2 separate regions of the Homo sapiens genome follow, and region 1 is linked to region 2. The links are chromatin loops, found by intact Hi-C in ENCODE. Cell type or tissue: MCF 10A. All regions are shown on one strand. Links, peaks and the distances in the headings refer to the core of each region. The heading gives the core; the rest is flanking DNA.

The links. Hi-C counts contacts between places; a loop is a spot of excess contacts. Peaks named below come from ENCODE experiments on the same cell type or tissue, not always from the same donor. Only the 100,000 strongest peaks of a DNase experiment are listed, where the experiment ranks them.
Region 1: a loop joins it to region 2, with 14 times the contacts of the local background. A loop is called at or near these places in 88 of 110 quality-filtered maps.

Annotation. Positions count from the first base shown.
Region 1 is chr17:50,777,126-50,791,940 of GRCh38, forward strand. No RefSeq gene overlaps it. Among named protein-coding and RNA genes, the nearest start is that of MIR8059, 16 kb to the left of the region's middle. In MCF 10A, for the core only: a CTCF peak has its summit at 6,216 (motif pointing right); a DNase peak (open chromatin) is centred at 6,216.
Region 2 is chr17:50,945,618-50,959,099 of GRCh38, forward strand. It overlaps LOC124904029 (a long non-coding RNA gene), which reads right to left and starts at 5,914. Exons shown (of 2, transcript XR_007065849.1): 1 at 5,336-5,914; 2 at 3,436-5,135. RefSeq lists enhancers at 1-14, 4,896-5,422, 6,063-6,564, 8,265-9,464, 8,276-8,956 and 1 more and a silencer at 4,731-5,025. In MCF 10A, for the core only: a CTCF peak has its summit at 4,882 (motif pointing left); DNase peaks (open chromatin) are centred at 5,204 and 6,594.

The DNA of each region.
Region 1 (14,815 bases), core at 1,453-9,452, 170 kb before region 2:
CTTTGGGAGGCCGAGGCAGGTGGATCGTGAGATCAAGAGATCGAGACCATCCTGGCCAACATGGTGAAACCCCGTCTCTACTAAGAATACAAAAATTAGCCAGGTATGGTGACACATGCCTGTAATCCCAGCTACTCGGGAGGCTGAGGCAAGAGAATCACTTGAACCCGGCAGGCCGAGGCTGCAGTGAGCCAAGATCGTGCCACTGCACTCCAGCCTGGCGACAGAGTGAGACTCCTTCTCAAAAAAAAAAAAAAAAAAAAAAAATTAGCCAGGTGTGCTGGTGTGTGCCTGTGATCCAGCTACTCAGGAGGCTGAGGTGGGAGGATTGCCTGAACCAGGAGGTCGAGGCTGCAGTGTGCCATGTTTGCCATGTTGGCAACACTGCACTCCAGCCTGGGTGACAGAGCAAGACCCTATCTAAAAAAAATTTATTAAAAAAAAATGCCTGTTGTTTAAGGCACCAGTTGATGGTATCTTGTTATAGCCCCCTAAAATAAGACACCCCTCCCAGGCGTCTCCCACTAAGACACAATGGTTCCCAGAAAAGCATGAGCCTTGTCTGTTTTGTTTAATGATGTGTGCCCAGCACATAGGTCAGAACAGTTCCTGAGACACAATGGTGCCCATATTTGTTGAATGAATGAAAGAATGATGAATGTATGAGCAGTTTGATATGAACTTTCTAATATTTTTTCTAGGTATATACCAGTACAGGTATATTAAGAAAAAATATGGGGTCATGGTATAAGTTGGGTTCCGAACTTACTTTTTTATTAACAATTCATTGTGTATATATCTCCATGTTACATTATACCAGGGTTTCTCAACTTGGATACTACTGATATTTGTGTGTTTTTTTTTGTTTGTTTTTTTTATTTTTGTGTTTTTTTGAGATGGAGTCTCACTCTGTCGCCTAGGTTGGAGTGCAGTGGCACAATCTCAGCTCACTGCAACCTCCACCTCCCGGGTTCAAGTGATTCTCCCACCTCAGCCTTCAGAGTAGCTGGGACTACAGGTGTGCACCACTACACCCAACTAATTTTTGCATTTTTAGTGGCGACGGGGTTTCACCATATTGGCCAGGCTGGTGTGGAACTCCTGGCCTTTGGTGATCTGCCCATCTCAGCCTCCCAAAGTGCTGGGATTACAGGTGTGAGCCACTGCATTGGGCCCACTACTGATATTTGATGCCGGATCATTCTTTGTTGGAGGGGAGCTGTGCTGTGTATGGCAAGATGTTGAGGAGCATCCCTGGCTTCTACCCACAAGATGCAACTAACACCTTCCCACCCCACTGCAAATAATAAAGAATGTCTCCAGATGTTGTCAAATGTCCTCTGGAGGGCAAAATCGCCTCCAGTGGAGAACCGTGGGTTTATATCAATCTACCTCTTTTATTGGCGGCATAAGAGTATTCCAGAGTGTGGCTGTGGAATTTCTTTTAGCTAATTTCTCTTTGATGCACAATTGTTTCCAGGCCCTTGACTCCCTGAGCACTTGTGTGTTTCTACAAGAAGCTTCAGGACTGAGGCAAGAGCACGCTGGGACCAAGCTGAGCCTCTATGGACGGCGCATGACGGAGCCGTTTCACTCCATGTTTGTTGATGGTAGGAACTGCCACCCTAATCTTTGCCAATCTGATGTGGTTTGTAAGCAATAGCACTTCTTGTCTTGTTCTCTTGTATAATTGTATAGACTGTTCCTTCTACAAAAAATGTCAAATAACAGTAATGACCACAAGGAACCCCTTCTGGCCCTAACTTTGGCAGTGCACTTGGAATAACTAGTATCACATAGTTACGACGTATGTGTATGTTTCACATGAATATAAACTCACTTCCCAAACAGTCTGCAATGGGAGTTTGAACGTTCTCTTTGAAGATAAAGTTGTTTATGACAATATGTGAAGCTTTGAAGTTTCTCAGTGATTGGGGATTTTTGTTTTCTTATTTCCTATTTCTAATTTTTTCAATTGTGGTCAAAGAATAGGGCCTGTATTATTTCTTTGAGATGGGATCTCGCTCTATTGCCCAGGCTGGAGTGCAGTGATGTGATGATGGCCTGCTGCAGGCTTGATCTCCTGGGCTCAAGTGACACTCTCATCTCAGCCTTCCAAGTAGCTAGGACTACAGGCCCATGCCAGCATGCTTGGCTAGTTTATGTTTTATTTTTTTTTGTAGAGACAGGGTCTCACCATGTTGCCTAGGCTGCTCTAAACTTATAGAGATTTCCTTCTTACTCCGGGTCGATTTTTGTAAATATCTGTAAACCTTACATTATCATCATTTGTTTAATGATGTGTGCCCAGCACATAGGTCAGAACAGTGCCTGGAACAGAAGGATGCCCCATACTTGTTGAGTGAATATTTGTTGTAGAATGTGAGCTACACAGGAACAGAGATTTTCCCCCCAGTTGTGTCCCCAGGGCTTTGAACAATACCTGGCATGTGGCTGGTTTGCAATATAAGTTTGTGGCCCTTGTAAAGCTGGAGCCATTGATTATGACATGAACTTCTGAGGAACCTTATTGTTTTGTTTTAAAAGTATCTGATACGGGCTGAGAGGTGTTTCTATTTGTCTATTTTTCTATGCATTTTAGAGTTTTTCTGGCTGGGCACGGTGGTTCATGCTTGTAATCCTAGCACTTTGGGAGGCTGAGTTGGGAGGATTGCTTGAGCCCAGGAGTTCAAGACCAGCCTGGGCAAGGCAGTGAGACTCTGTCTATTTAAAAAAAAAAAAAAAAAGAAAGAAAAAAAAAGAAAAATTACCCAGGTATGTTGGTTGCGCCTTTAGTCTTAGCTACTCAAGAGGCTGAGATGGGACGATCGCTTGAGCCTAGGAGGAGGTTGAGGCTTCAGTGAGCCGTGATGGTGCCACTACCCTCCCAGCTGGGTGACAAAATGAGACCTTGCCTCAAATAAACAACAACAACAACAAAAACAGGCCTATAGTCCCAGCTGCTTGGGAGACTAAGGTGGAAAGATCGCTTGGGCCCAGGAGGTGTAGGCTGCGGTGAACCGAGATCTCACCACTGCACTCCAGCCTAGGCAACAGAGCAAGATCTTATCTCAAAAAAAAAAAAAAAAATTCTGTGTATATGTTTTGTGGGTTTTTTTTTTTTTGAGACACAGTTTCACTCTGTGCCCCTAGCTGGAATGCAGTGGCGTGATCTCAGCTCACTGCAACCTCTGCCTCCTGGGTTCAAGCGATTCTCCTGCCTCTCTCCCAAGTAGCTGGGACTACAGGCGCCCGCCACCATGCCCGGTAATTTTTTTTTGTATTTTTAGTAGAGATGGGGGTTCACTATGTGTTTGTTTGTTTTTTTTGAGACAGTCTCACTGTCACCCCGGCTGGAGTGCAGTGGCACAATCTCGGTTCACCGCAATCTCTGCCTCCCGGGTTCAAGTGATTCTTGTGCCTCAGGCTTCCAAGTAGCTAGGATTACAGGCGTGTGCCACCATGCCTGGCTAATTTTTTTTGTATTTTTAGTAGAGACAGAGTTTCGCCATGTTGGCCAGGCTGGTCTTGGACTCCTGATCTCAAGTGATCCACCTGCCTCAGCCTCCCAAAGTGCTGGGATTACAGGTGTGATCCACCATGCCTGGCCTTTATTAATTATTATTATTATTATTTGAGACGGAGTCTTGCTCTGTTGCCCAGGCTGGAGTGCAATGGTGCAATCTTTGCTCTCTGCAAGCTCTGCCTCCTGGGTTCAAAGCGATTCTCCTGCCTCAGCCTCCCGAGTAGCTGGGATTACAGGGGCGTGCCACCATGCCCGGCTAATTTTTTGTATTTTTAGTAGAGACCGGGTTTCACTATGTTGGCCAGGCTGGTCTGGAACTCTTAACCTCGTGATCCGCCCGCCTCAGCCTCCCAAAGTGCTGGGATTACAGGCGTAAGCCACCGTGCCTGGCCCTATGTTTATTATTATTATTATTATTTTGCACTGGCGTTGGATTTTATTGCGAGAACAGACTAAAGAGAGCAATGTGTCAGAAGCGCTGCTCAGCCACAGCCTCTTGGGTGGCATGGGAACAGAGCGGACGCATTACGGAAACCCAGTTCTTGGGCAAAAGATAAGGAAGCGAAGGGCCTCACTGGAAATCTCCTGGCTTCTGGGTGTCCAGGGTGGCTGTCCCAGGCAGGCGACGGTCTTCTTGGCGGCCAGGCTGCGTATGCGTCACGAGGAAGCCTCCAGATGGAGCGCGGCCGCCAAGGCGCAGTAGCAGGGCGACGACGCTCCGAGAGGTCCCCATCGTCAGACCCCTCTGGCTTCCATGGCGCGTCTTCAAACCCGGCCGATCCCGGCGAGTGTGGCGGCCGCGCAGCGCAGTGGCGAATTCGATCTTCTGGGTCTCCGGGTGGTTCCCACTGGGGCTCTCGCGCCGTCTCTCTGGAGCCAAAGGCCCCCCTCACACGGCTTTCGCCAGTGCATCGCTTTTCCCAGCGGAAGTTCACAGAGACAGGGGGATTGAGAAGGTCTATTTTTTATTTGTCTTTTAAACTGTAGCTATACCAGTGAGTGTGAAGTGGTATCTTATTTTGGTTTTGATTTGCATTTCCCTAATGACTAGTGATGTTGAACATCTCTTCTTGTGTTTATTGGCCATTTGCATGTCTTCTTTAGAGAAACATCTATTCAAATCATTTGCCTATTTTATTTTATTTTATTTTATTTTATTTTATTTTATTTTATTTTATTTTATTTGAGACGGAGTCTCACTCTGTCGCCCAGGCTGAAGCGCAGTGATGTGATCTTGGCTCACTGCAACCTCCGCCTTCCGGGCTGAAGTGATCCTCCCGCTTCAGCCTCTCGAATAGCTGGGATTACAGGCTCGTGCCACTGTGTCAGGCTAATTTTTGTATTTTTAGTAGAGATGGGGTTTCACCATGTTGGCCAGGCTGTCTAGGACTCCTGACGTCAAGTGTTCTGCCTGCCTTGACCTCCCAAAGTGCTGGGATTACAGGCATGAGCCACCGAGCCTGGCCTTTGCCTATTTTAAAATTGGGTTGTCTTCTTATTGAGTTGTAAGAGCCTTTTTACATATTCTGGTTACAAGTCCCTGATCAGGTATATGATTTATGAATATTTTCTCCCATTCTGTGGATTGTCTCTTCACTTTCTTGATGTGCACTTTTTTTTTTTTTTTTTTTTTTTTTTTTGAGACAGAGTCTCGCTCTGTTGCCCAGGCTGGAGTGCAGTGGCTCCATCTCGGCTCACTGCAAGCTCCGCCTCCCGGGTTCACGCCATTCTCCTGCCTCAGCCTCCCAGGTAGCTGGGACTACAGGCACCTGCCACCACTCCCGGCTAATTTTTTGTATTTTTAGTAGAGACCGGGTTTCACCGTGTTAGCCAGGATGGTCTTGATCTCCTGACCTCGTGACGCCCGCCTTGGCCTCCCAAAGTGCTGGGATTACAGGCGTGAGCCACCGCGCCCGGCCTATGTGTTTTACATTATGTTACTTGGTGCACGTTTTATTTTCTGGGGTCTTTCCCTTTTAGCAGTACAAAGAGATCCGTCGTGTTTCATATAATTTTTTGAGCTTCATGTCATGACCTTGGTTTTCTTTTGGTTCGCATGTGCCTGGATATCTTTGCCCTTTTTTTTTTTTTTTTTTTTTTTTTTTTTTTTTTTGCGATGGAGTCTTGGTCTGTCGCCCAGGCTGGAGCGCAGTGGTGGGAACTTGGCTCACTGCAACCTCTGCCTTCCGGGTTCAAGCGATTCTCCTGCCTCAGCCTCCCAGGTAGCTGGGATTACAGGCATGTGCCATGATGCCCCACTAATTTGTTTGCATTTTTAGTAGAGATGGGGTTTCACCATGCTGGCCAGGCTGGTCTCGAACTCCTGACCTCAAGTGATCTGCCCACCTCGGCCTCCCAAAGTGCTGGGATTACAGACATGAGCCACCGCGCCCAGCGGGCCCGTTTTAAAAGTCGATATCATTTCCCACCTGTATCTTGTGAGCATAGTCAACGCTCAGTGAAGGTCAGCTTCCTTCCTCTTGCCTGTCCTCATGAAATGCCCCTTCCCATACCGCCCCCGCGCCCCAGGAGTAGCCTTTGCTGTCCCAGGACTGAGCTCCAACATGGGAGCCCCTCTCAATACCTCCTCTTGAGCCTGCCCCTTTCCTTCCCTGCCATTCCCATGCAAGGCCACTGGGCAGGGCAGGTCCGCACCACCGAGTTGCCATTCTCCGTGTGTCCACCAGGGGCCGCCCCACTCCTGCCTGAGCTTCCTCCAAGAACCTGCATTTTTAATTCAGTCCCTCCCTGGTCTCCCATCTCTCCCAGCACCACCTTTGGGTGTAAAGCCGCAGAGCAGTATTCCTGGTTATCCAAGGAGTCCATAAACTGTCCTGTGGGAAATCAGCCCAATGCACCCTGGCTCCCTCATTCAGCAACTGTGTTGTAGTTTTCTTGTCTGCAAAAAGAAAATAATAATTTCCACCTCACTTAGAAAGAATATGTAGGCTGGGCATGGTGGCTCATGCCTGTAATCCCAGCAATTTGGGAGACCAAGGCGGGCGGATCACTTGAGGCCAGCAGTTTGAGACCAGCCTGGGCAACATGGCGAAACACCGTCTCTAGTGAAAATACAAAAATTAGCCAGGCGTTGTGACACATACCTATGATCCCAGTTACTCCAGAGGCTGAGCTTGCAGTGAGCTGAGACCGCACCACTGCACTCCAACCTGGGCAACCAAGTGAGACCCTGTCTCAAAAACAAAACAAAACAAACAAAAACAGAAAGAAATAATATATAGTTCGGGAGCCTGAGGCACGAGAATCACCTGAACCTGGGAGATGGAGGTTGCAGTGAGCTGAGATGGCACCACTGCACTCCAGCCTGGGCAACAGAGTGAGACTGTCCAAAAAGAAAAAGAAAAAGAAAAGAAAAGAAAAAAGAAAAATAAATAATATATAGTGTTCAGCAATGTGCCTGGTATACAGTAGGTGCCTAATAAAAGCAAGTCACTTTACAAGAGTTCAAAGTCCGTCCCTCCACAACTCTCCCTAAAGCTCTCCAGGCCTGTCTGTTTTCTTAGGTAATGGGTTGGCACCCAGGTTACATGGGGGTGAGATCTCCTTGTAGGGGCACAAGCTTCATGGGTTACAAAGTCAGAAGTGTGAATGTTTCTATTTTCTATAATTGACTTGGATTTCCACCTCCATTTCCCATGTTGCACGATGTGGAAACATTTTTATTACAGAATTCAGGGTTTCCTCAGTCAATTCTTTTTTTTCTGCGACGGAGTCTTGCTCTGTCACCCAGGCTGGAATGCAGTGGTGCGATCTCTGCTCACTGCAACCTCTGCCTCCTGGGATCAAGTGATTCTCCTGCCTCAGCCTCCCGAGTAGCTGGGATTACAGGCATGTGTCACCATACCTGGCTAATTTTTGTATTCTTAGTAGAGACATGGTTTCACCATGTTGGCCAGGCTCGATTCCAACTCTTGACCTTGTGATCCACCCGCCTTGGCCTCCCAAAGTGCTGGGACTACAGGTGTGAGCTACCACGCCTGGCCTCTTCAGTCAATTCTAAGTTTTTGCCTCCCCCTTTGCCCTGGGGTCCCAGCTAATGGTGTCAGCAGGGAGAGGGCTCTGATCTTGGTCGTTCTCGTTTTCTCTGCTGGTATCTGTAAAGATGGTCTCTGGCCCTATCGGGCATCATTTGCTGATTTCCGTTCTCACTGGATTCATTACTGCCCGTGTCCATCCCATCAGCATTCACCATGAGGGCCCGCGGCCCACCTGGCCTCCTTGTTATACCATCCTGATCCTGAGCTTCATGTGGTCCCAGAACCCTCTCTCAGCCACTTCAATGGGAAACTGTGGGGAGGGGTTTGTCTCAGGCCCTCTCTGCCCAGACAAGCCACAGCAGCATGTCTCCTTACGTGTAGAGACATGAGGGTGTTCTGGGAGATGGTACCTCAGTGCCTTCACCAGGAAGTGCCTTCACCACTGCGCCCCTCTACTCCCTGAGCTCTGCAGTGCCCCTACTGCAGCCCAGACAACAGGGCTGGAGTGGGGAGGAGAGAGCCATCGTGTGATCAGTGTTTTTACTGAGGCAAGGACCTCAACTTTGAAGCTAGTATCCAAGACCTAGCTCCACTGGCTTCTCTTCATTTCTTCTGAAACATTCCTGCCCCAAGGACATCCTTGCTGCCACCTGCATTGGGGCGGGGCGGTATGACATGCTAGAGAAAGAAGCCTGGTTAACATTTCCTAATCTAGCTTGGCACATCTTTTGCCCTGTTTTCAGGGTACTCCTAGTACAGACTGACACATGCCCGCCCCATAGCACCCTAGGGAAGTTTATGCTCCCAGTAATGAGTAGGGCAGAGCCAAGGTGGTGGATGAGGTTTTCTGAGGGTTGGTACTCAGCCCCTTCTGGGAGGGGAGACGATCCTGGTTGTAAACAATAGAAAACAACCCTGGTTAACTATAGCCCAAAAATAATTTTCTGGAATGATGATGGATGGTTCATAGAGTCACAGGGTAAACTGGAACCAGCCTGACAAATTGGGCAGGAACCCAGAAGGCTGGGAGGCAGAATCACAGGGAGGGTCTTATGAGGACAATCATGCCAACCTCACAACCATCACTGCCCTTTGATGGTGGCAGCTGGGACCCCAACATTAGAGGAGTGACACCTCAATGGTCCCAGCTTCTCAATAACCCTCAGTCAGTGTCAAAGTCCTAGGCAGGATGAACCAAGGCTGAGTTCCCAAGCACCCCCTGCAGGAATTGGATCTTTGGCCCCCTTAGGCTTCCATAGGGGGAACACTGCCTCCAGCCCATCTTGAGATTTGTATCCTCCCCTCTCGATTGGTATTTGGATGACAAGCAACTAAAATCAGCAAATGCACACATCTCTCTAATTTCCCTGAATGTGCATTTGCCAAGAGGCAGTTTCAAACCTGCCTCATTTGAGCAGTCTACTCAGAGTGCTGTTTGTTTATGCCACTCGGAGAGCTTGCCAAATACAGTGAAGTCATCTGAACAGCCTGAGCGCTTCCAGATAAATACATTGGCCTCCTTTCCATGGCCCCCATAGTAGCTAACATGTACTGAACAGTGGGCCAGGCACTGAGCTCAGCGCTCTACCTGGAGGATTGCCTTGGGCCTTACTGCCATTTTTCCAAGGAAGAGACTGAGGCCCAGTGGTTTACTAGCTTTCCCCAGTTCACACAGGTCTAGATGGGAATAACAGGGACTTGACCCCACACAGCCTGTCGGGCCCTGCTCCCTGGTGATCTAATGGAGCAGACGTTAAACCAATAACCACAGGATTACGTACGTGATTAAAAGGAGCACTGGAAAGGGAAAGAACAGGGTAGGAGGAGGGAGGATGGCAGAGAAGACAATTCATAGGGGTGGGGTGGGTGGGGGTCCCGGGAAGGCCTCTGGAAGAACATTTAAGCTGTGACCCAAATGATGGATTTAGCCAGGCCAAGAGCGAGGGGAAAGAGGCAGTGGCAAGTACCGAGACCTCTGAGGCAGGAGAGAGGGGAATGTGTTCGGGGGATGAAAACAAGGGCCAATGCAGCGGGAGCAGAGGGAGCTGGGGATTTCTGGGTGGGGCCATCAGGCAGGGCCAGGCTGAGCCTTGGTGTTCTTCAGCTCAGAACCCCTCACCTCCTCTCACTGACCCCCACCCCATCCTCTGAGATCCGACCTCACAGCATAGTCAGATCCAACCTCTTCTCCCCACCTCCGCTGCGGCCACCCTAGTCTGATTATTGCAATATCCCCTCCCATTCCCACTGGTCTCCCTGCTTCTGCACCGCCCCCATATCTCTTCTTTCTCAGCAATAAAGTGATCCTTTTAGCATGGAAGTCAGAGCTTGCCAGGCCTCTGCTTCTCATTTTGCTTAGAGTAAGTGCCTAAGTCTTGCAATGGTCTACAAAGCCCTCCACAGTCTGGATCCCAGGAGCTCCTGCAACGTGGTCCCCTCTCTCACTTGGCTGTAGCCCCACTGGCCCTGTGCTCCTTCTCAAGTACACCAGGCAAGCCCCTATCTGGAAGGAGGGCCTTTGCACTGCCCGTTCCCTTGGCCCGGAATGTTCTTTCCTCACATATCCATGGGTCTCTCATCCTTCAGCAGGCCTGCCCGGGCATGTTCTCATAGTGGAGCTCAGGGCAAGAACAGATGGAGATGCTAAGCCCTCTTCTGCCTGCCTCCGGTCTGCTAACATCCTGCTGGCCACAGCAAGCACGTGGCTGAGCCCAGAGTCTGAGTGGGAGGGCACCAGGATGGTAGATGCACACGGTAAAGACACAGGGAGTAAAGCACTGGGGCCCTTGCACACATGATTACAGCCCCTTGATCTGAGCTCCAAATCCCAGGCCTCCTCCTGCACAGCGACCTGCCACCATCAGTAACTCTCTCCACCAGCCACCATCCCATTTTCATTCAGCAAACATTTGTGGAGCACCTGCAGTGTGCAGGCCCTGTTCTAGACACTGTGAGGCAGCTGCACATAAAGTAGACGAAGGCCCTGCCCTTTTAAAGTTTTGTTTTGTTTTTTTTTCTTTTTTTTTTTTTTCGAGACAGAGTCTCTCTCTGTCGTCCAGGCTGGAGTGCAGTGGTGCGACCTCGGCTCACTGCAATCTCTGCCTGTTGGGTTCAAGTGATTCTCCCATCTACTCGGGAGGCTGAGGTAGGAGAATCACATGAACCCCGGAGGCAGAGGTTGCAGTGAGCCGAGATCGCGCCACTGCACTCCAGCCTGGGCAACAAGAGTGAAACTGCATCTCAAAGAAAAAAAAAAAAGAAAAAGAAATCCTATGTGTAGGGACAATGGGGAGGCAAGTGGTCAATATCTAGTGCTATGTGAATCTCAGCAACAAGGAAGTGGGTCAGAAAGCAGCCAAATTAAAGCTTAATTATAACTCTATTTCTGTCCAGAACCTGACATGTGATTCTTGTTAACCCTGTGGGGATAGTTTCAGTGGCTGGAACAGAGTGAGCAAAGAAGAGAGAGGACTGTTAGTGGGTCGCAGGCAGGGAGGTGAGGCAATCTGAATGATATTTCCAATAGGCCACTCCATGTGCAGACAGAACCTGGGTTGGAGAAGAGGAAGAAGGGAAGTGGGGAGTCCCCTTAGGAGGGTATTGCCATCGTCAAGGTGAGAGTTCGTGGTCGCCATGGTGGTCAGATTCAGGATGTACATTGAAGGGGGCCCAAATAGGATTCGCCAGTGCATTGGAGGAAAGGGAGGTAGGAGTCAAGAATGACTGACACTATTTTTTTTTTTGAAATGGAGTCTCACTCTGTCACGCAGGCTGGAGTGCAGTGGTGCAATCTTGGCTCACTACGTCCTCCTCCTCCTCCTGGGTTCAAGTGGTTCTCCTGCTTCAGCCTCACAAGTAACTGGGATTACAGGTGCGCGCCACCACGCCTGGCTAATTTTTGTGTGTTTTAGTAGAGAGGGGGTTTCACCATGTTGGCCAGGCTGGTCTTAAACTCCTGACCTCAGGTGATCCGCCCGCCTTGGCCTCCCAAGGTGCTGAGATTATAGGCATGAGCCACCGCGCCCGGCCAAGGATGACTGACATTTTGAATTTGAACAAGTGGGTAAATGGAGTTACTGTCTACTGAGATGGGGAGTGCTGGGGTAGGGCCTCTGCTTTAGACATAAAAGGTATCTGAGAGCACAGGGTCTTTGGAACCTGGTGTCTAAAGTAGACAAAGAGACTGGCATCTCAGGTAGGAGTGCAGGCTTGGGGAGCCCCACCTTCCACAGTGTGGGGGAAGCAGGAGGCCGTCAGAGTCTCACTAGCCATCCTGTTCATTCATGAATTCATTTATTCATTCATTCAGTAAAAATTTATGGAGCACCAAGGATAAGCCAGACACTTTTCTGGATGCTGGAAATAGAGGAGAACAAGAGGCGGTGTTGCCAGTCTAATTTGGTTCCTTACCTCCAGGTAGAAGAGACAGGTAATGAATAAGCAAACGTGTAAAAGAGAAGATGATCTTACAGAAGGACGGTGTCACAAGGAGCAGTAGAGGGTGGTAGGGAGTGCCAGGGAAACAGAATTGGGTAGGGGGTCACCCAGGCAGCCCCAAGGACCAGTCCCAGACTCCCAGGAGGACCTACCTCAGTTTGTCTTCTTTTTGTCCCACAGAATGGCTGCTATACCATTAGGAAGGGGAGGGAAGAGGAGTGGCCCTGCAGTGACCCTCAGGGGTCTTTGGAGGGGGGGGCTTTGTCCTAGAGGAAGAATCTCTTCGCAGGGTGCTGTGGCTCATGCCTATAATCCCAGCACTTTGAGAGGCCAAGGCAGGTGGAGCACCTGAGGTCAGAAACTCCAGACCAGCCTGGCCAACGTGGTGAAACCCCATCTCTACCAAAAATACAAAAATTAGCCAGGCGTGTTGGTGCGTGCCTGTAATCCCAGCTACTTGGGAGGCCGAGGCAGGAGAATCACTTGAACCCAGGAGGCAGAGGTTGCAGTGAGCTGAGATCATGCCATTGCACTCCACCCTGGACAACAGAAAAAGACCCTATTAAAAAAAAAAAAATTCGCCAGGCGTGGTGGCGCATATGCCTGCAGTCCCAACTACTCGGGAGGGTGAGGCAGGAGATCACTTGAGCCTGGGAGTTTGAGGCTGCAGTGAACTATGATTGTACCACTGCACTTTAGCCTGCGAGACAGAGTGGAGCCCTGTCTCAAAAAAAGGAAACAGCGGGTGTGGTGGCTCACACCTATAATCCCAGCACTTTGGGAGGCCAAGGCAGGCGGATCACCTGAGGTCAGGAGTTCAAGACCAGCCTGGCCAGCACTGTGAAACCCCATCTCTACTGAAAATACAAAAATGAGCCGGGAGTAGTGGTGAACGCCTGTAGTCCCAGCTACTCAGGAGGCTGAGGCAGGAGAATCGCTCGAACCCAGGAGGCAGAGGTTGCAGTGAGCTGAGACTATGCAACTGTACTCCAGCCTGGGTGACAGAGTAAGACTCTGTCTCAAAAAAAAAAAAAAAGGAAACAGAGAACCCATGAGAGGTATATGCTGTGTTCCCACAGAGCAAAACTGCTCAGCCCACTGCAAAATTCTTCTCTGAGTGTGTGGAAATGGGGTTGCTCACTTTCTACCATTTGAGAGTTTCTGCTATGCAAAGAATTTTCTTTGTGCTTCCTGGTGCTTTATCCTGCAAAGAATGGGAGAGTGAGGCCTGTGAAGGCTCATAAGCCAAAGTTCCCATCTGAGCTCTGCCACTGCATGATGGGTGACCTCAGGTGATGTGTTCGTGTCCTTTGGGACAGCAAGAGTTAATATGGGGGAGCAATTTAGTTAAAAGAGATTTTGAAGAAGCTGAACTCAGACAATTGTGAGCAAGCTTCAGGGATGGTTCTGGTTATTGAGACAAGGAACAAGACGAATACTAGAACCTGCGCTGAGGCTGTGGCAGGCTACGGAGAAGAGGAGGCAATGATATCTGCTAGGAGAGTGTTGCATTATGGGGCTGAGGGACTGGGAGGGCCATGGGCATTCCTGGGGCTTCCAGTTTGGGCACTGGAGTGAATGATGGACTATTAACTGGGAGTGAGCACAGAAGGAGAAGCCAGCTCAGAGGGAAAAGGATCAGGTTCTGTTGAGGACACGAAGCGTGAGATGACTGGCAGATTTCTAGAAACACGGATGTGAAGTTGAGGAAGGAAGTTGGACCCATAAGTGCCCAGTCAGAAATCCTCAGGGCCTGGATGGTGCTTGTGCAGAGAACGACCAGATGATAACTCCAGCTGTTTCCCTTTCCTTCTAGGGACACATCCAGAATACACTTTGGGCCAGGCACAGTGGCTCACGCCTGTAATCCTAATACTTTAGGAGGTCAAGGCAGGCAGATCATTGGAGCCCAGGAGTTCGAGACCAGCCTGGCCAACGGGGCGAAAACCCGTCTCTACAAAACAACAACAATAACAACAACAACAAAAATTAGCTGGGCATGGTGGCGTGTGCCTGTAGTCCCAGCTACTTGGGAGGCTGAGGTGGGAGGGTTGCTGGAGCCTGGGAGTTCAAGGTTGCAGTGAGCCAAGATCACATCGCTGCACTCCAGCCTGGGCAACAGAGGCAGACTTGGTCTCAAAAAACAAAACAAAACAAAAGAACACACTTTGCAGCCTCCCTCCATTGAGGGGGCTGCTTTCTGTCCAGTGGAATGTGAGTAAAGTGGCAAAGCCACTTCCAGGTCTGGCCTATGAAAATCTACCCTTAGCTCTCCAATCTTCTCCTCTAGGCATTGGCCGACTTTTTCTGTAAAGGACCAGTTGGTAACGGTTTTAGACTTCATGAGCCATGCCATCTCTATTGCACCTAATCAACTCTGCCGTTGTTGTGTGAAGACAGCCATAAGCAATATGTAAATGTGTCTGTGTTTCAATGAAACTTTATCTACTAAAGCAGGGCCACAGCTACTCTTCTCTCTCTCTTATTTGCTACCTGAATTCTGATATTCAGATCGCCTTTAGAAGCCACATGTTGAAAGTGGCACAGCCTCCCGTTGTCTGAGACACTGTAAGAAACCCAGACAAGAAAACCAGATGGGGTGCAAGGAATCGGCGATTTCCGTTTCTTACAGCAGAAATGGAGGTCCCCCAATTCCTTGCCCCCATCCTCCTTTTATGGAGTAAGAAATAAACCTGTATTGTGTTTAGCAACTGAAATTTGGGGGTGGGGTATCTCTTCCATAAGTTAGTGTTACTTTAACTAAGATAGAATTAGTACTAGGAGCGGGATATTGCCATAATGAAAATCGAAAATGTGTGGCATTGGTTTTGTAGTTGGGCAAGATAGTGAGAAA
Region 2 (13,482 bases), core at 1-8,000:
TTTGAGTCGGAGTCTTGCTCTGTCGCCCAGACTGGAGTGCAGTGGTGTGATCTCAGCTCACTGCAACCTCCGCCTCCTGGGTTCAAGCAATTCTGCTGCCTCAGCCTCCTGAGTAGCTGGGACTACAGGTGCCCACCACCATGCCTGGCTAATTTTTGTATTTTTAGTAGAGATGGGGTTTCACCATATTGGCCAGGCTGGTCTCGAACTCCTGACCTTGTGATCCATCCACCTTGGCCTCCCAAAGTGCTAGGATTACAGGCATAAGCCACGTTGCCCAGCCTCAACAGCTTTTTTTTAAGGCACCTACTAGGTGCCAGGCACCTTTCCAGGCAAAAATCCTTATCCTGTGGAGCTGACAGTCCAAGGGAAAGAGAGTCCTTCCCTGGAGCCTAGGGCCCCATGATGGAGCCACAGTCTAGGCAGTTGCTGAGGGCCCTGATGGGTGAGTCTTAGGGAGGGAGACTGAGGCAGGGAGTGGGAGGGCCAGGCTTGTAGTGCATTGTGGGACTGCAGCCTGCGCTGGGTATTTGCTGAGCAAGGCCAAGGCTATGTGAGACACTAACATCCTGAGCCTGTGAAGGCTGAGGCCCAACAGTGGGTGTGCCCCCTGCCTAGCTTCAAATGACCTTGCACCCAGGGCAGAGGGTGAAAAGCTCACCCAGTCTTGGGCGTCATCCTGGAAGAACTCATGGAAGAGGACCCACTGAGTCAGGACATTTGAGGAGCGCATTGAGGGCGGAGGGAGCCTGGGCTGCCCGCCTTTCTGCCACGCTCTCAGACACTTGGAGGCGCTTGGGAGGAGTTTGCCTGTGTGACGTGACCAGCCCCTGACCACTCCTTGCCTTCTCTGGGCCTCAGTTTCCACAAATGAGCAGTGAAGGGGTTGGCTGAGATGAGGCGTTTCAAGTCTGGCCGCCTGTGCCTCTGATCTAGAGACCCCCCCCAGGCCAGAGACCCTCCCACCAGAGCCTGGCTCAGGCCAGGTGCATCTGCCTGATGCAGCCCAAGAGGCTGGGCCATGGTGGACCAGGAGTAGCTGTGGCCGTGGGTAGCTGGTGGTGCCCAACAGCTCACACCAGCGTATGAGGGAGTGGCACATACACATATGTGTGGGAGTCTGGTGTGCTGGGTGTGCCTCAGTAGGTAGGTGGCTGCCCAGGGGAGTGTGTGCTTGGCATGTGTTTACGAGGGGTGTAAGGAGTGTCTGCAGCAAGTGTGTAGGGGGTGGGCCACATGTGTGTAGGTCAGGTATGTATAGTTGGGGTGTGGGCGGATATTGGAGGAGTGTCTTAGTGGTCAGGGGGAGGCTTGAGGCAGGGGAGGAAGGCCTGGAGGGGCCACTCCCTCACTCTGCAAACCCCCCTCTGGCCACATGGTCAGCCTGTGGCCGATGCGCCCTGACCAGTCAATGAACTCAGGGTCTGGAAGAGTCAGCGGCTTTTCCAACCTCTTTGCCAAATGGGATGTCAGCATGGGGGCAGGGGTGGTGGGGGTGCAGGCTGGGGAAGGTGGCAATGACTTCATGACCAGACTACTGAGCAGGTGGGGAGAGGGGGCAGGGCGCTGGAGGCCGGCTGGGTGGGGGATCCACTCTGGGTGGGGAGGCAGCCCAGGCTCATGCTTCCTCAGGACCGCTGGATTCCCTTTGTGGGGAGGACCTCCTGGAGGGTCTGCAGGGGGCTCCCTTGGACTGAAAACCCTCCAGGGACTGTTGCATGGGGTCCCAATAAGCTAACAACAGCCCTGGAAGGTAAGGCCTCTTGTCCCTATTTGACAGATGAGGAAACTGAGGCTGGGAGAGGCAGCCACACAGCTAGAGTGAATGGTGAACTGGACTAGGAACATGGGTGGGCGTGTTTCCCACACTGCCCCACAGTGACACAGCGGGGGCGGGGACAGCCCTTAAAATCCGATCCTCCGCGAACACCTTGAATCCTCAAACCTCCATCCATCCAAAAGGGGCTCCGCCTTGGGGAGGCCCTTCGCACACTTCTCTACAATTTGAGGGGCCGTCGGCTGCAATAACCACATAGTGGGGCCACTACAAGTCAACAGAAGCAGACCCTCTCTCCAAAAACACAGCAGACCCTGTCTCCAACACAGACTAGGCCTAGTTCCGACTTCCAGAATGCCGTGGTCCAGCCCTGGCATTGCTGACTCATGGGGTCAGGCTGGCGTTGCTCCTCTGTGGGGCTGGAGGGGCCCCAGATCACAGACCTGGGGGTGGGTGTGAGCACTGTCTTCGTACCCAGAGGCTGAGGTCAGCTTTTGGGCTGCTCTTTCTTCAGCCATTTACTAGTTTCCCATCGTAATAATAACTACCCCTACCTAAGCTTTATAGCTCAGCAAGGACTTTCACAAACATTCTGTCACTCACACCACCCTTGCACCAGCCCTGTGATGAGGAGTTAATATGCCCATTTTATAGAACAAGAAGCTGAAGCTCAAGGAAGGAGGTTCTGGGACTCATCTCAGATCCCATGGCCAGGAAGCGGTGGCCACTCTGGAATTCTTGACCCTGCCCAGACCAGCACCTTCCACAGCAGAGACCCCCTCCAAGGAGCGGGCGACGTGTGACTTCCCCATGGGTGGACTCTGGGCTGCAGTGATCGGCTAGCGGTGCCATCTTTAGTCTGGGAGCTGTGTGAAGCCTGCTCCCCACCTTCCCCCTCCTGCAAATATTGGGGGAGGGGCATGGAGGACAGGAAGATAGAAGCAAAAGTGGCAGTGACCGGTGCATGAGAGATTGGGAGATACGTGCTGGGGAGGGGTTCCCCGGAGCAGAGCTGGCTGCCCTTGGCACTGGGCCCAGGCGGAGGAGTGGCAAGACCAACAGTTCCTGGAGCACAAGTCCCTCAGCCGGTGCCCAGTGCCAGCCATCGCCATGTTCTCATCTGCCAGCAGCAAAATGAGAAAAATAAGGACAATATAGTGAGGTTTTACTAAAGCTAGGTTTACTCAATCCAAAAGACTGTCCTTTTATCTGAGCTTTGTATTTTCAATCGTGTGTGTGTCTGTGTGTGTGTGTCTGTGTCTGTGTGTGTCTGTGTGTGTGAGCACAAAAGGACCTTTCCTTTGACATTTCCTTTTAATGACCTCAAACTCAGCAAAATAAAAAAACTGGTGACTAGCTGGTGTGGTGGCTCATGCCTGAAATCCCAGCACTTTGGGAGGCCGAGGTGGACAGATCGCTTAAGGCCAGTAGTCTGAGACCAGCCTGGCCAACATGGTGAAACCCCATCTCTACTAAAAATACAGAAATTAGCTGGGTATGGTGGCGGACGCCTGTAATTCCAGCTACTCGAGAAGCTGAGGCACAGGAGTCGCTTAAACCTAGGAGGCGGGGGTTGCAGTGAGCTGAGATGGCACCACTGCGCTCCAGCCTGGGTGACACAGCGAGGCTCTGTCGCAAAAACAAAACTGGTGACGACGTCAGATCCTAAATTTTTTTATTTTTTTGAAATGTTAGTGATGTGAGAAATCCGAAAGGCTGAGACCCACTGGGCTAGCTTGTACGTGGCTCTGGGTGAAACCTGGCACAGGGGGGCAATGTTTTTTAATTGAGGGATGAATCTAAACAGCTGGAAGCTTCTCCCGGGGGGAGGAGGGGCTGGGTTCTTGCCCAGACTCAGCCCCTGAGGCCCCAGCCTAGGCATCCCCAGGAAACCTGAGCAGAAGGAACATTCACGTAACTGTACTGGGAATTCTGAGAAGGGCCTAGGGGCCAGTTCCCCATGCCACACACCCTCTGCTCATCCCTGACCGGGAGCCGCGAGGCAATCTTCCCTTAAACCCCACCTCGGCCTCCCCCAGCACCCCCAAGGCTGGTTCCAAAATAGTCCAGGCCCTTGGAGGAGACATCATGGGTCGGGCTGGCTGCCTGTCCCGAGAGGACATGGCAATAACGCTGTGGCCGAATATAGAGGGACAGTAGACGCTGACAGGGGCCCTGGGGCCTGGGAGCCTCGCAGGTTCCACGGTGCCTGCTCCACCCCCATCCCTTCTGAGCCCTGCACCCCCTAACCTGGACAGCTGGGAGGCTGGCGCCCCTCTCCTGGCCCAGCCCGGCCCACCTGGGGACAGGTCCGAACAAGCCCAGGTAGAACAGGAGGCCGGCCTAGGAGGGCCCAGGGCCTGGGCTGGGCATGAGCTTGGGGCCACCTCTCTCTAGGGACTCAAAGCATTTTATAAGCTTAACTTCCCACAGGACATCCCGAGATCAGGAGACCAAGAGGAACCGGGGTGTCTGCTGCAGAGCCACTCCTGCTCTCTGTTCTCAGCTTCCGAAGGAGAACAGGGCCATAAAGCTGGGGTGTGGGAGGCTGAGAGGAGAGCAGGAAGCCAGTCCAAACCCCAATAAACTGCTGGTTGAATCGAATCACAAATAATTAGTCCCGATGGCCAAGACTGCCTCCACCCTCCTCTCCTGGGAATTAAAAGTCAAAGGGCAGAGCTGCTGACGCAGATGCCAGGGGAGACATGAGGCTTGGAACAGCTGGGACTCAGCTCCCAGGCTCCACTGCCCCAGGTCGCAGGCCCTGGTTGCCCCGGTTGCCCCGGACACGATGTCCCCCAGGCAGGCCCCTAGAGCTTCATTGCCAACTCAGGGAAGGGGGCTCTGCTCCCTCACCCTTCCCCTGGTGCTACGTCAACAGAACTAGATTCAAGGTTAATCAGGCTGCCCTGAAAACTGTTGCCAGATGACAGCCTGGAAGAAGCAGTTGCCAGCCTCTCTCCCTCCCACCCCTGTAAGAGGAGGAAGAGATCTCTGCCTCCCTGTCGAGGGGGAGCCTGGCTCCCTGAAACCCACTGCGCCCCTTCCCCTAGGTCGGCCTTGCCGCAGGCACCCCCTGGACGGCTGCACCAGGTCTGCGCGCCAGCGGTGACCCCCAGTGGTCAGTGCAGGACTTGAACCTGAGCCGTGGGCATGGCTGCTGCAGACTCATCACTGCAGCCTCAGCCCACAGCCAGTGACTTGGGAAGCCTTGCCGTGTGAGTGGTTTGGGGATTTGATCTTGGTAAGGCTGTTGCTGGCGTTTAGAGGTACTTCGTAGGTGCTGATTTTTCCTAATTGAACTGTGGCTGGATCTTGGCCTAAAGGTCCCACTGTCAGCAAATCCGTGTCCACATGCCTAAGAATGAATTCATCATCTTCTAGCCCTAAACCGGCTCCTCCTCCTGACTTCCCTATTTCTATTAATAGCACCGCCACCCTCCAAACCTCCGAGTCATCTTCAGCCGCTCCCCACACTGGGCGGGGTGCCTGATCTTGCCCCTCCTCCCTCCGCAGGTCACCCTTGCATTACTCTCCTGGACACTCGTAGCCTCTCACCTGCGTCACTGACATCCTCAACGATGCTGCTGGGTCAGACCTGGGCAGGGGACCCACCCCTCTTCCACTTACTGGCCTCGCGACCCTGGGCAAGTTACTTAAACTCTCTGAGTCTCAGCTTCCTCAGCTGTAATGTGAGGCTAATAATCACAGCCCCTCTCTCCTAGGGCATTGCATGAATTAAATGATAGGCTGGGTGTGGTGGCTCATGCCTGTAATCCCAGCACTTTGGGAGGCCCCGGTGGGAGGATCACCTGAGGTCAGGAGTTCCAGACCAGCCTGGCCAACATAGTGAAACCCCGTCTCTACTAGAAATACAAAAATTAGCCATGCCTGTAGTCCCAGCTACTCCGGAGACTGAGGCAGGAGAACCGCTTGAACCCAGGAGGCGGAGGTTGCAGCGAGCTGAGATGTGCCACTGCACTCCAGCTTGGGCGACAGAGCCAGACTCCATCTCAAAAATAAATAAATAAATAAATAAAATAAAAAAGAATTAAATGATAGAATGGACATGAAGACCCTATCACGTAAGAAATGCTCGGGCCGGGCGCGGTGGCTCACGCCTGTAATCCCAGCACTTTGGAAGGCCGAGGCAGGCGGATCACGAGGTCAGGAGATCGAGACCATCCTGGCTAACATGGCGAAACTCCATCTCTACTAAAAATACAAAAAAATTAGCCGGGCGTGGTGGCGGGAGCCTGTAGTCCCAGCTACTCGGGAGGCTGAGGCAGGAGAATGGCGTGAACCCAGGAGGCGGAGCTTGCAGTGAGCTGAGATCGTACCACTGCACTCCAGGCTGGGTGACAGAGCGAGACTCCGTCTCAAAAAAAAAGAAATGCTCAATGGGTATGGATTATTAGAAATCATCCAGTCCAATGCTCTCATTTTATAAGCAGGGAAACTGAGGCCCACGTGTCTTTACAACATGCTACAAAGCCAGGGACTTGGAAGTTCCTGAAATCTTGAAGCTCTTCCACTCCCCTCCTCCACCATCACGGCATTCTAGAACTCAGAACAAAAGGCCAGCTCTTGAGTCCTCTGGGCCCCTTCCTCTGCTTTCAGGGGCAGGTATGCTTGGGTAAGTGTGGTGGTCACTCAGTCACAGGAAGTATGTTCTGGGATGGGACAACCACAGCTGGTATCCAGCCAGCTGAGTCAGGGCCACCCATCTGCAAGGTGATGAGTGAGGCTCGGCACGTGGGCTGGCACAGCTGCCCACCTCAGGGCACACAGGGGCGTGCTCACATGGCAGCTGTCCAAAAAGGGCAGATGTCTCTGCCTTTGGCAATCCCGCCTTCACCTCCCTCTCCCCACACACACCGCACCCCAGTCACAGGGTGATCACACAGGGGTCAGAGGAAGGAGGGCAGGCTGATTCAGCCTCTTCCCATCTGGTTCTGCTTCCCTGTGGGCAGGTGTCCTTAATATTCTCTCCATGAATGAGCACCTGGTACCCACAAACTCCTTGAAATTGAAGGTAGGAGCCTTGTTCCAGGATAAGGATCATATAGCTGTCATCAGATTTCAAAAAGGATTTTACTCCCAAAAAGGCAATAGGAAGAAAAGCAAGTGGGCTGGGCGTGGTGGCTCATGCCTATAATCCCAGCACTTTGGGAGGCCGAGGCAGGTGGATCACCTGAGGTCAGGAGTTCGAGACCAGCCTGGCCAACATGGTGAAACCCCACCTCTACTAAAAATACAAAAATTAGCCAGGCATGGTGGCACGAGCCTGTAACCCCAGCTGCTTGGGAGGCTAAGGCAGGAGAATCACTTGAACCTGGGAGGCAGAGGTTGCAGTGAGCTGAGATCATGCCACTGCACTCCAGCCTGGGCAACACAGTGAGACTCTGTCTCACAAAAAAAAAAAAAAAGAAAAGAAAAGCAAGTGGACAGGCTTTAGAATTGGATGATCCAGGTTCAAACAAGGGCCCATCCTGGAGTCCTTGGCACTTACTGTCTACGACAATGGTTCTCAAGTAGGGACGATTTTGCCCCCTAGGAACATGTCTGGAGAAATTGGGTATGCTACCGGCATTTAGTGGGCAGAGGCCAAGGATGCTGCTATGTATCCTATAATGCACAGGGCAGGCCACACAGCAAAGAAGCACCCAGCCTCACATGTCAGTACTAGTGAGGTTGAGAACCGCTGGTTGAGGTGTCCTGTCAAATGGGGAAATCTGTGCCCCACAGCCGCCTTGGGGATTAAGGCAGGCAATGGATGAGGAACCCAGGACTGGGCCCAGCACACACTCCACAGTTGCATGGGATTCTCCTCTCCTAAGGACTTTTTGGCCTGGGACATGGTAGCTAGCGGGCAGAGGTGGAGTAGGCACATATTTTGGCTTTCACGAGAGAACTTTCTGAAATGATCTTGATGCTCCTGTCCCACCCAGCTCATGGCACAGTTTCTCTAGAACAATCCCATGCTCATTTATCAACAAGGAAAACCCAGGCATGGTGGCTCACACCTGTAATCCCAGCACTTTGGGAATCTGAGATAGGAGGATCACTTGAGCTCAGGAGTTCGAGACCAGCCTGGGCAACATGGCGAAACACTGATTCTGCAAAAAATAAAAAAAAAATTAGCTGGGTGTGGTGGTGTGTGCCTGTAGTCCCAGCTGCCCGGAGGGCTGATGTAGGTGGATAGCTCCAGCCTGGGAGGTTGAGGCTGCAGTGAACTATGATTGTGTCACTGCACTCCAGCCTGGGCGACAGAGGGGAGACCCTGTCCCAAGAAACAAAAAAAAAAAAAGAAAGAAAGAAAGAAAGAAAGAAAAAGTGGGCTCTGGAAGGAGCCAGCCACCGTTGCCCTCTGGGCACTCACCATCTCACCCCTCAGGCTCCAACAGGGTTCCACGTGACCAATCCCCGAGGGGAGAGGAGACTGCGGAGAGGATGGGAGGCAAAGCACCTCCTTCAAGCTCCAGGGAGGCAGGAGGATTTGTTTAGGAGTGGCCCTGTGCAGAGGTAGGGGCATGGCTGAGAACACCTTGGGAGGTGGTGTGAAGCTGAGTCCAGGAGCCGCCAGCCCTCCCTGCCACTCAGCTCAGGGGTCACTTGGGTAGCTTCAGCCTCAACAGCCGTGGAGTCAAGTGTCTCCTCTACAAAAATAATTCCCAAATAAGTCACTGCCTTCACCCCTGGGACTGGCTGGTGCACCCAAATTGGAGTCGCCACCCAGCCCCCTTGAGCATTGCCTTGCTGGCTGATCCAACAGAGGCAGAATTAGCTGATGAGGCTACCACAGCGGGAGGGAACTGACCTGAGGCCGCCTGGAGAGATGGGACCCCGAGGGCCCTTTCTGGCACTACTCACTTGTTGGGTCTGGGGAATTAAAACACACTCCCCCTCTCTGGGTCTCAGTTTAACAGGGAGGAGACCACCACCTTCCAAACCTCAGTGACGGCATCAGGCTGGGGGTGGTGCTGGGCCTCCTGCGTCTGTGTCTGGAGACGCAGCTGACTCCCTGACAAGCCCAGACATGCAGCTGTTCCTGCAGAGGAAGCAGCAGGAACTGGGGAAGGGCAGAGCGCTGAGGGAGGGGCAAGAGGGATGCAAGGACACCACAGTGACCGCGTGCAGCGAAGCGAGTATGAGCAGAGTCCCAATCTCCAGGTCCCCTCTCCGCGGAAGCACTTTTGTCTTTATTGGAAATTTCCTCCCATGTAACATCTGACCTCTACCTTCTCTTCTACAGATGAGCTCTGCTGTGAGTCCCAGCGGGCTGAGACACTGTGACTGCCCACCTGTCCCCAGGTGCCCCTTCTATACAGCCCCATCCCTTCCCAGGGATGCTCAGTGGCTGCGGCCACCCTTGCTTTCTGCCACTCAGCCCTTGCAGGGGCTTCACACCCCAAGAGGGGCAGTCTGGGCTGGGGCTCCTGGACTCCCTAAGGCATTATCCCATCCCCGCAAGTTGCCCGGCCGGGCCCTGAAGGAAAGGGGCCCCGGACCCAGACCCGAAGGCTGCTCACCAGAGGCTCTGCCCAGGGACTCTCACCTCTCCAGCCACTCCAACTCCCCTCCGGCTTTCCTGTCATTTCCTGATGCCACAAATCTTCTGACATCCTCCCTCTTCCCCAGTGAATTTCTTCCCCAGGCCCTTCCCTTCCTCAACCTGCTTCATACTGGACATTCCCAGCTGGTAGGATCTGCCTGTGGCTCTGCACAGGAGGCTGGGCAAGGGTGGAGAAGACTGGGGGAGCTGTCTCCCATGACCCCAGCAGAGGCGAGAGACAGAAGCTGCATCTGGGACCTGTCGGCTGCAGTTTTGGGCATTCATACCCACCTAAGCATTCTGGAACAGCCCTGAACCTGGGCATCAAACTCCCCAGGCTTGAGAATGGTGAACACTACTATTAGGCGCCCCTTCCTCCAGGCCTATGCCGACTCCCCTGTGCCCATGGAAGCTGTGTAGTCCATGCTGGCTCTGGCTCATGTGGGTGTCCGGACAGTGAGGCCGAGGCGGCAAGGGCCCTTTACTCTGTGCACTCCCAGCTCCCCATCCCAGCCAGGGCAGCCTTGACCCTCCTGCCCCCTTGCTGTGCCATGTGTCAGTTGGCTGGGATCATGCTCTTCCCCCGTCTCCATCAAGAGGATCCAACAGCATCTTGCAGCTAACACTGGGGCATGGGAGTGAGGGAAACAAACATGGTACCCACTCTTCTGTCCTAATGTTTAGAATCATGGGGCAGAAAAGCATCCTAGAACTCATCTAGCCCAACTGTCATTTTACAGAAAACAGGACAGAGAGAAAATGACCAGCCTAAAGCTCTTGGCTACTCAGGGCAGCTGGGACAGGGGTCTGGTTTCCCGGCATGGAGCCACAGTGTCTGGATGTGCTGGAACTCGGCACGTCCCCCTGAGAGTTAGCTGCAGAGGTGGCGTATGGGAGAGGAGGCTGGAAAATAGGCTTGGAGGTTTCGTCCAGGCACACAGATTCTCTCCCCCTAATCCTCAGCCCCTCCTTTTCTCCCTTTCAGCAGCAGTTATAAAATCCAGGAAATAAATGTGGATTGATGGCCTACAAAGGGCTTAGTTAGTGCTGTGACCTGCTGAGTTATGTAACTGCTATTTATTATCGGCCTTGGATGAAGTTTCCATTGAAGCAACTCACTAAGCTGATTCCGTGACATTTCTTTTAGCCTTGTTCAGAAGCAGCAGCCGCAGAAATTCTTCTGAAACTTCAAAGACTAGAAATTGATAGCGTGGATGCTTTTAAAGATTCCCTTCTTTCATCCTTTTTTTACTTTTTCTTTTTCTTTTTTCTTTTGAGATGGAGTCTCGCTCTGTCACCCAGGCTGGAGTGTGGTGGTGTGATCTCGGCTCACTGCAACCTCTGCCTTCCAGGTTCAAGTGATCCTCCTGCCTCAACCTCCCAGAATAGCTGGAATTACAGGTGTGCACCACCACACCCGGCTAATTTTTGTATTTTTAGTAGAGACGGGGTTTCACCATGTTGGCCAGGCTGGTCTCGAACTGCTGACCTCAGGTGATCTGCCTGCCTTGGAGTCCCAAAGTTCTGGGATTACAGGCGTGAGCCACCGTGCCTGGCCCCTTCTTTCATTTGGGTCAATTCTTCTCTCATCCATATCAACCCTGTTGACCTCAGCAATGGTCCCAGGCTTTAGGTGCTTGGGTCCCTGGGCTATGGGCCGCATGATGGGGGCTGAGAGAAGCTGTTTTCCCTGCCCCTGGCAAAGGAAAGGGGTTGAGAAGAACCCAGGGCTATGAGAATCTGGAGCAGCCAGTGGAAAATGCACAGAATGAAGTCAAGATTCTAGTCCCACCTCTGCTGCCACTCTTGGTCTCAGGTTGATTATTAGTAAAGTGAACTGCTTCCCTCGGCTCTACAACTTGACCCTCCGTAGTGCAGCACCCTCCTTGGTCTGGCCTGCTGTCATGCAGGGTTCGCCAGCCCACTGAGGATGAAGAGGAGGGCTGAGGGGCTGGTAGGCTCTGGGTGCTGGCAAGCGGAAGGGAGGAAAGGTAACACTAACATGGCGCCACCGTGTGTTCAAAAGGGAGCAGAGCTGGGTCTCTCCCCAGCAAGGCAGCTTTCCTCTCCCCAACCCCTTTCCTGCTCTGGGAGTGGGTGGTGGCAGAAAGCCAAGGATCCTCCTAATTCATCTTCACCTCTCAGCCATTCACCTTAGTTGCCAAAGGGGCCCTTGGGAGAAGCTCCCCGAAGGCTCTAATGCCATCCTAAAGTAGCCTTTTGGAGACTTCCAAAAGGTTCAAGAAGGAAAAGACCCAAAGGAAGTCTAGGACCCAGAGAACTCAACAGTGTCTCTCTTCCTAATTAAGACACATTCCTCCCATTCATGGAAGGGTTCATCCCGATGCCTCGGGACAAACTGGTGCGTCAAACAAAGCAGTTTGTACCAAGTGGTGCAGGCTACATGATTCTCTCCATTAAGGATCTGAGCACGTTTGTGACTATTGGGATCTGGCTGGGCATGAAGGCTGCTAGTCCACACAACCCAAGTTGCAATGGAAGAGACGGCCCACCCTCAAAGGATGTCACCTTGAACATAGCCTTACAGGGCATCCAAGCCAAGTCCGTGCTTGTCCCCAAGGACAACTACAACTGGGGACTCAGAGAGATGAGATGACTTTTGATGGAGCAGTGGTAGGGAGGGACTAGAATCTACAGTTCTTTTTCTTCTTTTTAAAATAGGTTTTGCTATGTTGCCCAGGCAGGTCTCATACTCCTGGGTTTAAGCAATCCTCCTGCCTTGGCCTCCCAAAGTGCTGGGATTACAGGCGTGAGGCACCATGCCTGGCCTTACTTTTTACTTCTTATTTTTTCGAGACGGGATCTTGCTCTGTCGCCCAGGCTGGAGTACAGTGGCATGATTTTGGTTCACTGCAGCCTCAACCTCCTGGGCTCAAACAATCCTCCCACCTCAGCCTCCTGAGTAGCTGAAACTATAGGTGCGTGACACTATGCCCGGCACATTTTTTAATTTATTTTTTTGTAGAGATGGGGGTCTCACTTTGTTGCCCAGGCTGGTCTTGAACTCCTGAGCTCAGGCGATCCTCCTGCCTTAGCCTCCCAAAGTGCTGGGATTATAGGCATGAGCCAGCCACCGAGCCTGGCCCCAAAACCTACAGTTCTTTACCATGACTTGGTTTTTGAGTTGCTCACTTCCAGCTCACATCTTAACACACCAGAGGGGTCTTTGGGAAGAAACGGCTGTCACTGCGGGGTCCCAGAAACATGGCTTTAATATGGGTGGGAAGGTCTGATAAACCCTTAATCGAGTGAAGCCCAGGACTGGGACTTTAAATCAGTCAAGGCCTGCCTAGAGGCATCTGCCCCGTTTCTGCTCTTCTCCAGCTAGGCTCCTTCAGGAAGGATCAACGTTTGAGATGTCTGTAAGAATCACATGCCAGATTTCTGCTCCTAGTTCCTTATGAACAGCCCCAGGCAAACTCTCCAAGACAGAAATGTAGACGGCATACATAGTAAAAGCCTGCTTGCTCAGAAGCCTATCAGGCCAAAATGCACCAACAGGCAAACAGCTGAAAATGCTCTCCTGAATTTGGAACTCAAACCCACTGTCACTTGTCTGGGGCTGGCCAAACGCAGGGGAAAGTCAGCTTGATGAGAAAGAATAGCAGGAAAATAAATCGAGGCCTCTGTGGGGGAAGCATACAAGTATCTGTTAACTGTCGAGTACTACATCTTTATGTGATCTCATTGGTTCTTTCCAACAATCCTGTGAATGAGAGACCATCATGACAATACAACTGATGAGGAAATCCAAGTTTCTGAAACACCATTCCAGTCTCTTTGGGTATCTCTGTACCTGAGACGTCCTACAAAAAATCTTAATCCCACTTCACATTAAAGCCATGTTTCAGGAACCCCAAGGTGACAGCCCTTTCTCCCAAAGACCCCTCTGGTGTGATATATGAGCCAGAATTTTGCATTCTTGCTTAGAAGGAGTGATGCTAAGCTTTTTAATCATGTAGAGAAGCATACGACCATCCTTGCCACTGTTCCACACCATTGTACATCTGATGATGCTAATATCTTATTTGGTCCTTTTTATCTGCTCTACCCACTTATATGCAGTGACTGTGAGTTTAATTATTGTCATAAAGCATTATGAGCAACAGATACTGAATAAATGTTTTGA